Regions from separate parts of the Homo sapiens genome. Here all the other regions are linked to region 2. The links are chromatin contacts, found by Hi-C or POLR2A ChIA-PET in ENCODE. All regions are on one chromosome and are shown on one strand. The core of a region is the stretch at or near the end of the contact, and the rest is flanking DNA. Distances in the headings are between cores, read along the strand shown.

The links. Hi-C counts contacts between places; a loop is a spot of excess contacts on that map. ChIA-PET counts read pairs that join two places held with the same protein, here RNA polymerase II (POLR2A). Pooled maps may share reads with other maps.
Region 1: a loop to region 2 is called in a map of MCF 10A, with 17 times the contacts of the local background. The contact joins the promoter of NR2F2 here to the promoter of CHD2 in region 2. A Hi-C loop is called at or near these places in 6 of 168 maps with a recorded cell type or tissue (HepG2, MCF 10A, endothelial cell of umbilical vein and 2 more), 2 of 37 single-sample maps with no recorded cell type and 16 of 50 pooled maps. POLR2A ChIA-PET finds 5 or more read pairs at or near these places in 1 of 52 experiments (HEK293T).
Region 3: a map of gastrocnemius medialis shows a loop between it and region 2 (8-fold over the local background). The contact joins the promoter of MFGE8 here to the promoter of CHD2 in region 2. A Hi-C loop is called at or near these places in 1 of 168 maps with a recorded cell type or tissue (gastrocnemius medialis) and 2 of 50 pooled maps. POLR2A ChIA-PET finds 5 or more read pairs at or near these places in 1 of 52 experiments (AG04450).

What each region holds. Positions count from the first base shown.
Region 1 is chr15:96,328,661-96,331,967 of GRCh38, reverse strand. It overlaps NR2F2 (nuclear receptor subfamily 2 group F member 2), which reads right to left and starts at 1,268. Exons shown (of 3, transcript NM_021005.4): 1 at 1-1,268. RefSeq lists a silencer at 1,376-1,515.
Region 2 is chr15:92,899,074-92,902,388 of GRCh38, reverse strand. It overlaps CHD2 (chromodomain helicase DNA binding protein 2), which reads right to left and starts at 2,065. Exons shown (of 39, transcript NM_001271.4): 1 at 1,565-2,065; 2 at 1,090-1,222. The coding sequence starts at 1,151. RefSeq lists enhancers at 1,727-1,936, 1,977-2,046.
Region 3 is chr15:88,911,541-88,914,709 of GRCh38, reverse strand. It overlaps MFGE8 (milk fat globule EGF and factor V/VIII domain containing), which reads left to right and starts at 1,331. Exons shown (of 8, transcript NM_005928.4): 1 at 1,331-1,463. The coding sequence starts at 1,391. RefSeq lists an enhancer at 1,590-2,121.

The DNA.
Region 1 (3,307 bases), core at 19-2,518, 3.4 Mb before region 2:
CGGGTGGCTCGGGGGCTGGTTGGTTGAGGTTGGTTAGTTTTTCCTTTTTTGTTTTTGCTTTTGCAAAGTTTTGTCGATGGCTTGTCTGGCCCGGTGTGTTTGTTTTGTTTGTTTCTCTCGGCTCAGCTTTGTTGGTTTCGGGGGGCTTTCCGCCGGGAGGGGAGGGGAAGGGGACAGGAGAGCGAGTGGGAGCAGAACGTGGAGAAAGAGGGAGGGGAGGGAGAGCTGAAGTCGATTGTCTGGCTTCAAGACAGAAGTAGGAGGCAAAAAAAAAAATCTCTCCAAAGATCTCGCTCGCTCTCACTCTCTCCCTCCCTCTCTCGTTCACTCTCGCTCTTAGAGCTGGTGTGCAGCCGAGGAGTTGGCGGAGGAGGAGGAGGAGGAGGAGGAGGAAGAGGAGGTGGTGGTGAAGGAGGAGGTAGAGGAGGAGGAGAGGCGACTGTCCGGGGGCCAAGTCCAGGGCAGCCCACAGTCAGCCATTCAGGAAAGCCATCGAAATCAGGAGGACTAGGAGATCGGAGGCGCCGGGTGCGGGCGCGCCCAGGGAGCCAGGCAGGCCGGGGCGGAGGCCGGCGGCCCGCGGAGTGGCCGGAGCGCTGCCCGGGTCCGGGGGAATCAGCATGAAAGTGGTCCGCGTCGGGCGCTGCGCGGCGTCGTCCTGGCGCTGGGCCGCCGCCGCCGCCGCCTGCCCCGGGCGTCCGGCGCGCGCCTCGCTCTCTCCGGCCGCCGCCGCCCGCAGTCGCTGGGTGGAGGCCGCTCGCCGTTCCCTGCGGGCCGCCCGGGCCGCCGCTGCCGCCGGAGCCGCCGCCGAAGCCGCCGGGTCGGGCCCGGAGCCGCTGCGTCTAGCGCCGCCGCCGCCGCTGAAGTCGCTGCTGCCGCTGCTGCCGCCGCCGGAGCCGCTGCTGCTGCTGCTGCCGCCGCCGCCTCACACACATAGGGAAAGAGTCAACTCGCCGGCGGCGGGGGAGAAATGATAAAAGAGAGAGAGGAGGGCAGATCACCACCTAGAAGCACATCCTTCGTGCGCAGAGGGGGGAGAAAAAGACGGAGAGAAAGAATGAAAGAGGGGAAAAAAGGCAGTACGGCACCCGGAGAAAGGAGGCAACTCGGGGAGAGGAGGAGGAGAAGAAGAAAACACACACGCGCGCACGCACACACACACCGCGGAGAGAAAAGAACAGAGAATCAAAGTGATCAAATATGCTAAAAAGGGGGGCGCGGGAGGGAATGCGATTTATAGGCGCCGGGGCTGGCAGAAGTGGCTTCTCCGCGATCAGCTCACTGAGCTCTCTATATAGTGAACTTTGACACGACTGCTGCAACTTAGCGCACGTTGCCATGGCGACGGCGCGCCTTATAAGGCAGCAGCCGGGGTTGGCCTGGCCAGGCGCGCGCGCGCCGCCCCCTCGCCGTCATTGGCCGGACTGCGGCGGCCCCGCCATGGCGGCCGCGGGCGCAGCCCGGTCCTAGCGCGAGCGGCGTCGCCGGCGCGGCGCGGGGCACGCGGGGGACCGGGGGTTGGGGGGGCGGGGACGGGGTGGCCGCGCCGCCGCCGCCGCCGCCGCCGAGAGGGGGATGGGCCCGTGCTGGCCCTGCGAGCGCTGCCTCTGCTCTCCCCACATCCCGCACCCGAGGTTTCCGCCCCGGCGGGGAGACTAGCGCAGCGCGCACACACAACGTCTCTTAAAGGCTCCGCGAGAGGCTTTGGATGGAATCGGGGAGTTTGCCTCTCGCAACTTGGCGATGTCACGAATTCCGCCGCTCGCGCACCACCCGGGACTCCTGGCGCATCTTAGTACCCACAATGCCAAAGAAAAGTTCCCTGGTTTCTTTGCAGAGGGATAGGGAGTGAGGGTGGGAAGGTGCCACGAACTGAGCTTGTAGGCATTTTCCAAACGAAAGAGTTGGCCAGATCCGGGTGATGGCAAACCCTTCTCTTAATTAACTCTGATCACTTGTTCGGTTTGGTGACATATATATATGACATATATTCTTTTCAGAGGATAAAGGCCGTTCTGTTTCTGTTTATTCCTTGTAGGGTTAACATTTCACAGGTATGTGGCCTGACATTTTAATTGCCCAAATAAAGCATCTCGGATGCTGAGAAGCAGAAATAGACTTCATCTGATTGTCATGATGCAATTAGAATCAATTTTCCTCAACTTTACCCTCTCTCGCTGGTTTTAGCTAACTCTCCAGCCAACATCCTGCCACACACCCAGTCATGGTGAGAGGGGAAAGACCTCTGCCCACTGATGGACAGGAGGAGGCAGCCGCCCAGCCTCCCCTGTGCACACCCTCTGTACACACATGTAAGCGCACATGTATCAGATGCACATTTGTCAATGTACACAGACAAAGACTTCACCGACTATGCTTCTAGGTCATAGAACAGTTGAGTACGGACTTCATTGTTCCTCAAGTTCCTTTTAAGCATTCATATAGTCATTAAAACGCACCCAGAGATTCTGCCCCAAATGGGAAATAATACTAGTACAGGTCACAAGAACCAAACCCAAGCCATATTCTACCTCAAGAAGTCACTGCAAAAAGAACAACTTCATAGCCTATTGCCATTCTGCTCCATGTGCTAAAATAATTGAGACAGTTGTGTCTTTGAATTCCAGGGTGTCTGGTTTTAAACATCAAACATGTAGAATTGCTCTCAGAACACACTATATTCCAACGCAGTAAACTTGTTGTTTATGACCAGTTAGTGAATTATCATTATTCCACATTTATACAAGAAAATTGTGTCTCCTTTGTACACACTTTGCACCAAGAAAAAACCTCATGCCGGTAAACCAACCAGGTTTGTGAACAATTAAAATATTTTACACAAAAGACGCTGAGCTCCAGGAAAGAAATGAACACATATGAAGAGTAAATTGATGACCACAGAAAACATCCTTGGTAGCTGAAAAAAAAATTGACAGGGTAAAGATATTTTAAAAATAAACCATACATATAATTGACATGCATAGATCACATTTTACATTCAATTCTCTTTACACACATAGGCAGAATATGAGGTAAGGACTAAAGATCTGGGCAGATAGGGGCTGGTTTTTAGGAAAGGAAAAATCTTCTTTAAGCTTCATTCCCGAAACCTCAGCCCTCACTCTTTCTCCGATGAAATCACGTATTTCACTAAAGCTGCAGGTTCTCGGTTTATTTGAAAGTTGTTAAAAAAAAAAAAAAAAGCCCAGCAAACCTATAGTGGACACTGAACTATCATAAACCTGGTGTGTAATAAGATTGCCACAGAATGAAGCCAAGCTGAGAATTTCAGGTTAATTAGAGACAC
Region 2 (3,315 bases), core at 816-3,315:
TTAAAATTTATAATATGAAAATGCATAAAGAACACATCAAAAAATGCATTCATATGTACTTTTAAAAATTAATATACAGAGGTCATACAACAAAAACATCTTAGAGGCTTTATTACTTCATCACTAACAAGGTACTCCAAGGAATGTGAAACAGATCATGATTTGCACAAACAGTACATTTTTAAGCTTCAGAAGATAAAGCATTCCAGACGACTCTGTCGAAATACATCAATAAATTTAAAGCAGCTACATCTAAATTGTGAGGATAAAATACATCTACCAACAGGAAATCAATGTCTTAAGCATACAAATGCAAACCTTAAAATAATTTAAATGTAAAATATACAACTGCAAATATTAATCACAGTAACAAACACAAAATAGAAGTATATATTAAGAGTATTCCAGGATTTCTGTTATTACAGATTTGATTTCATAAATGCAGGAACTCTAACCATCAAGTAAAGGTTTTGATAAATCACATCAAAATTTCCTAAAATGTCAAGTGTATCAAAAGAAATATAAAGTCACATAAAAATATAAACTGAGAGGCATCAGTCAAAGGGTCCTTTAAGTGATTTTGTTTTTAAATGTACATTTTTTCATTCATATAACTTTCTGATATGTCTATTTACTATAATTTACTACTACAAGGCTTCTCTATGGCCCTCAGTTACAAGTTTAGATATCCTGGATTCTTCAAAGAAAAAATTTGCCTTGTATGTAAAATGGTGCAATGCAGCAATGGCTAAACCGACAAGGTCATTTTTCTGCAGTACAAAAACCTAAAAACTGAAATTTACTGACAGAAAAACTGTACATTACAGTAAAGGCCCCTTTGAATAAAGGTACCTTACCTTTTGACTGCTGTAAGAGGCCTTAAGTCACAACTCAACTTTCATAAATTGCTACCAAAAAATTAGGGTGTGGCATATTAGCAATCTCAAGGTCATGCTTTAAAAAACGAATCCAAATTAGAAAAACACAATAAAACAGACAGCAATCCATGTCTGTCAAGGTAAACAATTGTAAGCTGAGGTTTCTCCCCCAAAAAAAAAGACAAAAAGGAAGAAAGTTGATAGCTCATACCTCGATGCATTGCTGTGTAGCGAACTGTCCTCCTCTTGGCTTTTGTCCTTATTTCTCATCATCTTTTAATTCTTAAATATTAAGGGGGAGGGGGAATCTGTGTTTGCTTTGAAGTCCTGTGCCCAGGTATTTACTGTCAAAAGTTGAAAGAAAGGTAAGGTCCCGGCTTCTATCGATGCTTTTTATTATCAGGAACAAAGTCCTGACGATGTTAACGATATTGTTATAACACAACAACGGTAAGCACCAAAAAACTAAATATTTCTATTTTTTCCTTAAAAGAAAAAACAACAGGATAAACCGAACAGTGGAAGCATCACTATCAATAAGGAAACTTTCTCAAAGTAGCACACTAGATACAAATAACAATCTCTGTATCTTATTGCGTCATCCAAGAATTTCTCGTATTTACAGAAAACAAGGCAAACTTAAACAAATAAATCTTTAAAATTATCACCAATGATCGTGAACTTACCTGATCCATGTAGTATGTCCAAACCAAGAGTCCTATCTACTAGTAGAAAAATATCAGATCCCAAATAATTAAAAATAAAGGCAAAATCCTCCGTTAAAAAACGAAAAATAAATAAAATAACCCTCAAATATGTTAACTGGTCAAAAAAATAAAGCAATAATTAATACTAAAACAGGTCCGAAAGAAAAAAAACCTCATTAGGAGAGCGCACAAAAATGGAGGTGCGCCATGGCTTCTAAGCTGGAAAAAACAACGACCTGGGCTCTCAGTACGGCTGCTTCTTTCCAACAAGGCACGAAAAGAAAGCTCCTAAAAGCTGCTTTTCTCCCAAAAAAAGGTTCGAATCGACCCCAGTAAGTCCCTAGGAAAGGCAGGGGGCTACGGGGGCCCCCTGAGGCTGCCCGAAAGTTAGGGAAAGTTGCGTAAAGTGAGGCAAAGGCAGGGAGCAGAGCGCGCTCTCTCTAAGGCACAGCCGCCATCTAGAGCCTCCTTCCCAGCTCTGAGAGCTCTGCCTTTGATTGACACTCTCTACATTTACCCCACAACTCAGGTGATGTACCATAGACCCACCCCTTCATCTCCACCAAAAAAAAAAAAAGGAGAGAGAGAGAGAGAGACAGATCCTCCATCCCAGGGAGCCTAAGGACCCCCACCCCCACACCTCCCTGCCCCTCCAGACCACCCCAACAGGGGGAGGGGGGAGGGCTTCTTAACCCCCTCTGGCTCAAGCACCCTTTTTAAGCCAGAGAGAAATGTAATTTGTTCCTTTTGTCTAAAGATCTGCTAAATATTTCAGTCCTTGAGCTAAAATAACTTCCTCCCTGGACAGGAAGTGGTGTTTTATCAAGCCATTTTGAAAAAGGGATAATTCTTAGAGAATCTAAAGCTCAGCTAAGTACTAATCTTTTTAAAAATTAATCCCCCAATGGGTGAAATGATTGCTAAATAAAAGTAAAACCTTAATTTCATAATATAAATTCAAGTTTTTCCTTCTTTATGATGCCTAAAAATAATCTAAAGACAAAATTTAAGGGGGAATTTTCCATCTCCACTGGAAGAAAGGGGTAACTTTTACAACTCAAGAGCGCCTCCCTAGTGTTCAAGTTGCACTGGAGCAAAAGTTAATGCAACCAATTTTTATTCAAGAATATCCATTTTTCTTTGTTCTTTCACAAAATTCTTTAACCCATTATATAACCTTGAAAATATTACACTCCTCCCCCCAAAGAAACTTCTCATAATCACAATATATTTACTTCCCATACTGATTCAGGCAAAAATTCAAGAGTATGGTCCAAACACGATCACCTTTAAATCAGTAACCCAAGAAACTCCACGTCCAAATCCAACAGAAAACACATATCCCAACACTTCCCTTATATTTCAAATCAAGTAAGTATACACCCATTTCAACAATGTTATTAACAATAGGACATACGTGATTGCAAATTATCAAAGTAATGTCACAAAGCAAATTCTCCTAAATATCAAAACCATGAGATCCACAGAAACAAATTACTAATTCCAGAAACAATATCCTACCAAGCACTCCATTCAGACAAGCATATTCACACACCCAAAAAAATCCAATCAACTTTCCTTATTCAACATAATCTGCCAGAACCATGTCTCTCCCTCACTGAAGAAATCCACTTTAGATTTACACCAAACAAAATCAACAATGTCCAATCTAGGTAAAATCCATAATCCAAACTGTTTCAATTCCATACTCTACACACAAAGATAAATTT
Region 3 (3,169 bases), core at 82-2,581, 4.0 Mb after region 2:
GAAACAGGGTTTTGCCATGTTGCCCAGGAAGGTCTCGAACTCTTGAGCTTAAGTGATATGCCTACCTCGGCCTCCCCAAGAGCTGGCATTACAGGCTTGAGTCACCACTCCCAGCCTGAAGCATTATTATTATTATTATTATTATTATTATTATTATTATTATTAGAGACAGAGTCTCACTGTGTCACCCAGGCTGGAGTGCAGTGGCATGATCTCGGCTCACTGGGACCTCTGCCGCCTGGGTTCAAGCGATTCTCCTGCCTCAGCCTCCCGAGTAGCTGGGATTACAGGCACCTGCCACTGCGCCCGGCTAATTTTTGTATTTTTAGTAGAGACGGGGTTTCACCATCTTGGCCAGGCTGGTCTTGAACTCCGACCTCAGGTGTTCCACGTGCCTCGGCCTCCCAAAGTGCTGGGATTACAGGTGTGAGCCACCGCACCCAGCCAAAACACTATTATTAAAATCACTTATTTGTAAACAGGTAATATTTGCACATGATAAGTACAAATCATTTAGTAAAAAGTCAACGGTGACAGGCTTGCTTTGTTTTATTCCCTTTCGGCAAACAGGTGCCCATTTCCTCGCATTTTGTCTATGGTGCCTTTCTTGCAACAAAGGCAGAGATGAATAGCTGCTACAGAGACTCAGGGCCTACATATCAGAGAACATTTTCTATTAGGCCCTTTACAGAAACCTTCGCTGATTTTTTTTTTTTAGTATTTTACCATTTCAGACAATGTTGCTATGCTATCTTTGTATATCTGTCATTTTGCACATGGGAGTTTCTGTAGAATGAATCTCTCTATGTGGAAATGCTAGGTCTTAAGGTGTCAGCATTTGTCGTTTTGATAGGTGTTACCAAATAGCCCTCTAGGGAAGTTGAACTAATTTATACTGTCTTCAGCGAAGCATGCTTGGACCTGTTCCCCACAGCCTCCACTAACCTTGTTAACATCTTGATACTTGCCGATCCGAGAAGGGAAACACGATGCTCATTGTAGTTTTAATTTGCATCTATCTGATTATGAATAAAGAGTTAGCATCTTTTCAAGTCTAAAAATCTTAAAAACAAAACTCCTGAACTTTTCCCGCCCAACAGACTCAAGACTCGTGACCCGGCCGTTGGCACGACGCGGGACGCCGGTGTGGCAGTGGCGGAAGAGGCAGATATCGCGGACCACCCCCGCGCCCCCCAATTCCTTTCAACCAATTCCCTCCCAGCCGCGGAGCCCCGCCCCCAGTCCGCCTCTGGCCAGCTTGGGCGGAGCGCACGGCCAGTGGGAGGTGCTGAGCCGCCTGATTTATTCCGGTCCCAGAGGAGAAGGCGCCAGAACCCCGCGGGGTCTGAGCAGCCCAGCGTGCCCATTCCAGCGCCCGCGTCCCCGCAGCATGCCGCGCCCCCGCCTGCTGGCCGCGCTGTGCGGCGCGCTGCTCTGCGCCCCCAGCCTCCTCGTCGCCCTGGGTGAGTGGATCGCGCCGCCCTCTGCCCCTCGCCCCTCCTCCCCGCGCCGCTCGGAAGTTTGCCCGGCGCCCGCCCTCCACCTCCACTGTTGACAAACTTAGACAAAGCCCCGGGGACCGGGCTGGGCAGAGGGGCGGCTTCTTCCGCTGCGCCCTGGCGGGACAGGGGGATGCGGCCCTGCTGTCTCTGCGCTGGGGCTTTTGGGCTGGGACTCGGGACATCGGGTGACAGCCCTGCCGCCCCCAGGGATGCGGCTTACAGATAATGACAAAGGAATCCGCTGTGTCGGGCCTCTCTTTTCCCTGGTGAAAAATGAGGCCAGGGAACTGCGTTTGACTTTCGAACCCCTTCCACCTGGGAGATTCTAGGACTCTAGTATGGATAAGTCTTGTCTGGATAACTTTGTCCTGGCCATCTCCCTGCCAACTCCAGTTGGCTGGACAGTTCATTGGATTTTTGCGCTCCCAATTGTCCGTGCCTGGTCACATAAGGGAAGGGCCGGGGAGTCGGTGCAATGGACGCAGGCCGTAAGTGGGGCCCGGGAGGGGACCCAGAGGCTTCGAGGAGCTTGGAAGAGGGCTGCCTGCTGATGGGAGTCTCCTGACTCCCTCCCTCCCGCGGCCTTGGCCGGCTGCTGTATCTTCCCCGGTCCTCCTCCGCCTCCCAGGAGGCCTCCGGAGGCCAGCTGGGCCCCTTGCAGGCTGGACTTGCGGATGCCCCGTGCCATTCACCGTGGAGCGCTGGGAGGGAGTCAGGGCCAGGACTCTTTAGGTGGCCCCTCCATCATTTTCTCATAGAAATGGGATTGACTGAAGCAAGGTAGGTAACAGCTGAGCCCCAGCCCTATGTCCTGTGATCTGCCTGACCCTCGGGGCTAGAGCTTCCAGAGTGCTCCAAGCTCCCAGGAACTTGGGAGCTCCTGGCCCTCCCCGGCCACCATGAAAGACAGCTGGATCTTCTTAGCCCCTTTCTACTCTTCCCTGTACCCCCCAACCTGAACTCTGGCCAAATGTTACTGGAAAGTCCCCGAAAGAGCAGGACTCTGAAGTCCCAAAGATGTTTTTATACAGGGTGATGTGGCCTTTTCCAGAAGGAGGAAACACCATACCTATCTTACACACAGGTAACGTGGCTGGGTAGAGTACACCTTTCCCTTTCCCTTTTTCCCACTGGACCGTTTTGCCCTGGAGCAGTGTAGGGAGAGGGCCGGTGCAGTTGGGAGGGAAGAGTCCATTCCCAACCCAAGCCTCTGTCTGTGTCAATGCTCGCCCCCGCCTGCCAGGTCAGAGGAAGGATTACCTGCTATTTAAAGCCAATGACTAATAGCTCCTTGGGAGCCACTTTAAGCTCCTGAGGCCCCTGGAGGGGGAGCTCTGAGGGCAGATCGCTCATTAATGGTGTTGTTGCCTTCCCTGGAGTGGGATGAAGGGGCTTTGAGATTTCAGGAGGACTCTCCAGCCTTAGATGGGTGACTCTGAGGGGGAGGCAAAAAGGTTTTTTTTTTTTTCTTTTTTCTTTTTGAGATGGAATCTTGCTGTGTCGCCCAGGCTGGAGTGCAGTGGCGCGGTCTTGGCTCACTACAAGCTTCGCCCGCTGGGTTCATGCCATTCTCTTTCCTCAGCCTCCCAAGTAGCTGGGACTACAGGCACCTGCCACCACGCCCGGCCCGGCTAATTTTTTGTATTTTTAGTAGAGACGGGGTTTCA